Regions from separate parts of the Homo sapiens genome. Here region 2 is linked to region 1. The links are chromatin contacts, found by Hi-C or POLR2A ChIA-PET in ENCODE. All regions are on one chromosome and are shown on one strand. Each heading gives the region's core, a stretch centred on a gene start or an enhancer-like site at or near the end of the contact. The rest is flanking DNA. Distances are from core to core; before and after follow the strand shown. Region 1 holds the start of RELL1 (RELT like 1). Region 2 holds the start of GUF1 (GTP binding elongation factor GUF1).

The links. Hi-C counts contacts between places; a loop is a spot of excess contacts on that map. ChIA-PET counts read pairs that join two places held with the same protein, here RNA polymerase II (POLR2A). Pooled maps may share reads with other maps.
Region 2: a loop to region 1 is called in a map of naive thymus-derived CD4-positive, alpha-beta T cell, with 16 times the contacts of the local background. The contact joins the promoter of GUF1 here to the promoter of RELL1 in region 1. A Hi-C loop is called at or near these places in 2 of 168 maps with a recorded cell type or tissue (naive thymus-derived CD4-positive, alpha-beta T cell and ovary) and 3 of 50 pooled maps. POLR2A ChIA-PET finds 5 or more read pairs at or near these places in 1 of 52 experiments (CD4-positive, alpha-beta memory T cell).

Annotation. Positions count from the first base shown.
Region 1 is chr4:37,684,994-37,687,693 of GRCh38, reverse strand. It overlaps RELL1 (RELT like 1), which reads left to right and starts at 1,318. Exons shown (of 7, transcript NM_001085400.2): 1 at 1,318-1,494. The coding sequence starts at 1,407. RefSeq lists silencers at 620-929, 1,110-1,779.
Region 2 is chr4:44,677,135-44,679,834 of GRCh38, reverse strand. It overlaps GUF1 (GTP binding elongation factor GUF1), which reads right to left and starts at 1,415. Exons shown (of 17, transcript NM_021927.3): 1 at 1,048-1,415. The coding sequence starts at 1,212. RefSeq lists a silencer at 1,077-1,236 and an enhancer at 1,308-2,196.

The sequences.
Region 1 (2,700 bases), core at 69-2,568:
CCTGTGAAAACCCACAGCCTCCATGCACCCCCTCTTCTTGCTGGTGTTGAGTATTTGCTCAAGTCCTGCCCTAATTTCCTTCAAGCAAATGCTTGATGGCCCAGTAACAACAGTCTCTACAGGGCAGTAAAAAGGAACTATTCAGAGAGAGCCTCTGAGTCCTATTAATGCTTGTGAAGATGATTCAACTTCAGAAAACACTTCTGACCTCTTAGCGTGTGCTGTCTGTCCTCCATCCAGGCGCTGAGGGCACAGCAGCGAGCAAACACAATGACAATGAGATAATTACAATTTATCATGGTGGCCCAGACATCGTGGGTTTACTCCCTGGCCTCTAATAGTCACCTCGCAGAGCTGATGTGAGGATGTGAGGAGATAATAAGCGTCTGGGCATTGAAAGACCTACTTTGCGGGAGTATGCGCAAGGTGCAATACAAGCACACGATTAAAAAAAAAAGGCAAGTTGTTCCTGAAAATGCATAGAGGTATTTTCCCCAATAGGAGCAGCTTAAATGCAAACAAACAGAGGAAGAAATTTAAGTTATCTTTTCTGCTAATTTCCAAACAACAGAACGTGACATCCAGCACAGCATCACTCCCTAGATCTGCAACCGAGGGGAATGCTAGTGGATAGACATGCCAACAGCGAAAAAAGCCTGTGCTCACTCCAGTGCTGGCCGCTTCTGACTGTCCAGTGCTTCTCGGGGCGCGCTCCCTCTTTCTCTTCCCACGCCCGCCTAGTCCCAGCGACCGAGGGAGGTTGCACCCGGGCGACCCTCCCCCCGCCCCGGGCTCCCGCGTAATCCCGGCCCGGCTTGGAAAGGAAGCGGGCCTGGCAAGTAGAGGCACGGCCGGGCCACGGTGGGCAGGGCGCAAGGGCGGGGCTATAGCCTAACTGCGCCGCCAAGGCTGCTGCTGGGTTTGGAAAGGAAGCGGGAGAGGAGGGGTCGGGCTGAGCTGTGGGTGGGGAAAAGGGCGGGGCCATGGATGGGCCACGTGCCTTCTTAGGTGGAGTCCGGGGCTCGGTAGGGAGAGGCGGGGCCAAGCTGAGGTGGGTGGAGAAAGAGGGCGTGTCCATGGCCTAGCTACGCCGCTGAGGCTGCTGCGGGGTTTGGAAAGGAAGCGGGAATGGCAGGGAGAGGCGGGATCAGGCTGAGGTGGGCGGGGAGTCGGGGGCGGAGCCATGAGTGGACCTCGTGCCGGCTTAGGTGGAGCCCGGGGCGCGCGGGGAGAGGCGGGACCGAGCCGAGGTGGGTGTGGCGTGGGGCGGGGCAATGGCGGGGCGGGGTTCGCCGCTCCCTGGGGCCCAGCCCAGCCACTCGATCAGCCCGCCGGCTCCGGAGCGGCTCTGCCTTCCCGAGCGCGGGACGCGGCGCCCTGGGGGAGGAGGGCGAAGCGACGCGGCGATGGCTCCGCGGGCACTCCCGGGGTCCGCCGTCCTAGCCGCTGCTGTCTTCGTGGGAGGCGCCGTGAGTTCGCCGCTGGTGGCTCCGGGTGAGTGTCCGGTCGTAGCCGGGGCGCCGGGTGCTGAGCCCGGTCCCGGGAGCGCGGAAGGAAGCGAGGGGTCGGGACGGCAGCCCCGCGGCGTCCTGCTTTCTGGCACAGCCGCGGGATCCCGGCACTGAACAACTGGCTGTCCCGCGGCGGTCCGGGCAGGGCGCGGTGCGTGGCAACGGCTCCCGTCCCTCCCCTCCCGCGGGCCCCGCTCCCGCCTTCCCTCCCTGGGGCCTCCTCCGAGGATCTGTGTTCCCCAGCGCTGGGCAGTGCGGGGCGTAGGGACCAGGCCTTCTTCGGGGGCGCTTCCTCCACGGCCGCTCGCCTCGGAACCCCGCGGACCCGTTTCCCGCCGCCCTTGTCCTCAAAGGCGCCGCGAGCGGAAGATCGTGACACAGAGCACCGGGTGCGCTGTCGGCGCCTCCTTCTCCCTTTTAAATACCTTAAAATATCCTAAAACCTGGAGGACTTTGAATCTCTTTCCACGTTTCCATTTATTTGGGTGGTTGATGGATTCTTGTAACAGGTCAAGGAGTCCACATTTCTTCCCATATATCCTGTATAAATCAGGCTCGGAAAAAGGGAAGGCGCGTTGGTAAACTTACATTTTTTTCTTCTTTTTGTTGATTCCTGTCGTCACGAAAGGAACCTTGTGTGGTCAGGGCAGGAAGCCACCAACAGAGATGCTAAAGTGTCACCAACGATGAAGCAGTTTTTAATTGAAATCAATCTTAAGAGGAGGTGTAAGTTTTATGGAAGTCCTATGTCACATCCTTGCTTTTATAATTACAGACACTAGGGATTCCTTACCACCGCTTCCCCTCTTAATTGCCACCTAACAGCTGCAGTTAAAAAAAAAACATACTTACTTGGCCATTTGGGGTTACTACAGCTGGGAATCTGACGTCAGCAAGCTCTTCCAAGCTTGATTTCAGCGGTGGTTCCTCCTCAGGCCCAAATAATAAGCAACTGGAAGCCTTTCAACAGTGACTGTCTCCTCCATAAACATCCATAAACTCTTCCTCCTGAGAACATTTCAGTCGCTTACAACTTTTACACTGACTTAGCAGTTTGGCCTTCACTTTTTCATAGAAACCAGAGCAGGTTGGAAGGGAAGGAGATGGATAATATTGTCTCCTGAGTCTTTTTAGCAGGCCCGTATTTCCGTTAGCCATCCACCTGGGGAAATGGCAGCTAGTGACATGT
Region 2 (2,700 bases), core at 166-2,665, 7.0 Mb before region 1:
TGAAACACATCACAAATTGCTAGAAATTGTTATCAAGCAAAATATACCAGTTTTTTGTACTCTATTTTTTTCCAATCAACTGCATATTTCACAATCAGCAAAACCATGAAATTACAATGAAATATAAAATTCACGTGAGCTTTGTTTTTTAATAGCCCCATAAAGACAGATAATAAAAGCACAATTATAGCTGAAAGTCTGCCGAAAAAAAACTAATTCTGATGTTTGCCCTGTAGATTTTCTTTCCCTTCAGTTCAAAAGGTATAGAGAATTGCACCATCTTTATACTTCGAATTGCAATATAAATCCATTTTTAAAAACACAGGCATATTAGGGCCAAAGTTGATTAATTTAAGGTTTTGTCTTTCTGCCTACTTATAGCTTGCCTTCAGTCACTTCACTTTTCTGACTAAAATGTATCCATTCACAATTATCAGAGTTGTTGAACCTCCCACCCTCTCCCACCAGAGTCAAAATTACACAGGTTTGCTCTGGCTGAGGTAGAATGAAATAAAACTACAAAGACAGACCGAGAACTTCCTGCATTCTAGGTATTAGTCTAAAAAAGTCCACTTCTCACATCACACAAATCTCACAAATTAGCCACTGGATGTTTGATCAGTTCTGCATTCAACAAATGAAGTAGGAGAGTGACAATGTAGTAACTTGCCCAGGCCACATAGCTACTTAATTTGCAGGAAAATGGACGTTATATTAATATTTACTAGCAACTTGCTTAGTAGGCTTTTTAGAATTAAATAGATGAATAAACGCAAAGCACTTCGACCAGTGGCTCGCGTAAACAAATCAACATTTGACATTGAAAATGAGAAAACCTACAAAGTTAGTGACTTGCCCAAGGTCACACTAGTGAGGAGTGGAGGGTCGGGAACCTGAGCAGTGCTCACACTCTCCGCTCTGCCTCCCTGTACCAAGTTGCAAGCAGGGTTCAGAGCTAGTCCCAGAAAGCCCTATACATGTCCAAGATCGCATGGGGCACTCCAACGTTTGAAAACTTGGCTAAATCAGATTCCAGGGGGCAGTCACCTTGAATTCTGCGGAGCTGTAGAGCCTGTCGGTAGCCCAGGACTCTGGAGCAGCCCCAAGGGTCGGCGCGGACCGGGGCCCCGGGGCCACCAGAAGCGCGGCCCCAGTGGCTCGTGGCGCGAGAGCGCGTGCGCACCCCCAGCCCCGACCCACGAGGGTCCACATGACCCGGGCGGCGGAGGCGTCAGGAGAGGGTACCCACACGCAACAGCAGCATAGCCCGTTTTTTTTCGAAGGTACCCCCCGTAGGATCCGGTGGACAGGACTCAAACAGATCCTGTGAAGCGAAGACAATGAACCCCGGGGAGCTCTGCCCAAGTACCAGATCCGGAAGCAACCCGAAGCGGCGGCGCAGCTTGCCGACGTCTGCACGCCGCACGCTGTCGTGACATCAGCGCGTCTTGGCGCCGGGTAGTGGAGTGGTCACGTGAGTGGAGGCTTTCGATTGACTCCCTAAAACGCAGGGTGTAGACAGAGTACATATTAGCTTATATTGTCTGCTGAGTGCTGTGCCAATTCCTTTGCATTGTCTCTTTCTTACTACTGCCCTGTGGTGTGTGTACTGTCAGTTCCCCCAAACTACCTCTGGAAATCCGGACCGAGTGACTTGCCCAGGAGCTCACAGGTGGGGAGCTGTGGAGCCTGGAGTGCCGCCCAGGCAGTCTGATTCCCGAACCAGGAGCCGAGGTCTTAGTCCAGGGACTTAAAGATGCTATTATTAGCACAACGTTGAGACTTAGCCTTCTACCTAATGGCAAAATAATAATGGCACTTTTAAAATCTGGAGGTCGAAATGTATTCCCCATGTTGTCAGTGACAGAGCTAATCTTGAAGTGCATCTGAAAGGAAACGGGCCATAACATTGATTGCAATACTGAATCCAGGAAGGTTTTGGCAAGAAGTAAAGGTGGGAAAAAGTTCCATGCTGGACCCCCAATGTTTCCATCGTCATCAAGTTACCACTTCATGGAATGAGCTCTGACGAAGTAAGAATGGGGGATAAAACAGGTGATAGGAGGATTGCATCCAGTGTTTGTCTCCCACTATTTCTCTTGCGCTTTTCTGGAATATCCAGAATTTGGTGCGAAGGAGGGAGATGACAGCTGTGTTCAGTTCATCATTGTGACTGAAGACAGAATCATTCGTATTGTTTCCAGAGCCTTTGAAAGTTTCTTCATTTGGAGGATTTCTTAGGATCAAGAATTCTGTACCAGACTCAGTTCTTTCTTGGATTTTTTTTTCCCCCCTGAGATGGTGTCTCGCTCTGTCGCCCAGGCTGGAGTACAGTAGCGCTATCTCGGCTCACTGCAACCTCCGCCTCCTGGGCTCAAGCGATTCTCCTGCCTCAGTCTCCTGAGTAGCTGGGATTACAGGCGCGCGCCAGCAATCATGGCTAATTTTTGTATTTTTAGTAGAGACGGGGTTTCACCATGTTGGTCACGCTGATCTCGAACTCCTGACCTCGTGATCTGCCCACCTCGGCCTCCCAAAGTGTTGCGATTACAGGCGTGAGCCACCGCGCCTGGCCCTTTCTTGGAACTTTTATGAATTAAAACAGTACTTGATAGACGACTAATTCTGTCACACTTGTAAGAGAATGAATTTAACAACTATCTTGAAGTAAACACAATAATTTATATTCAATGTTGCCCA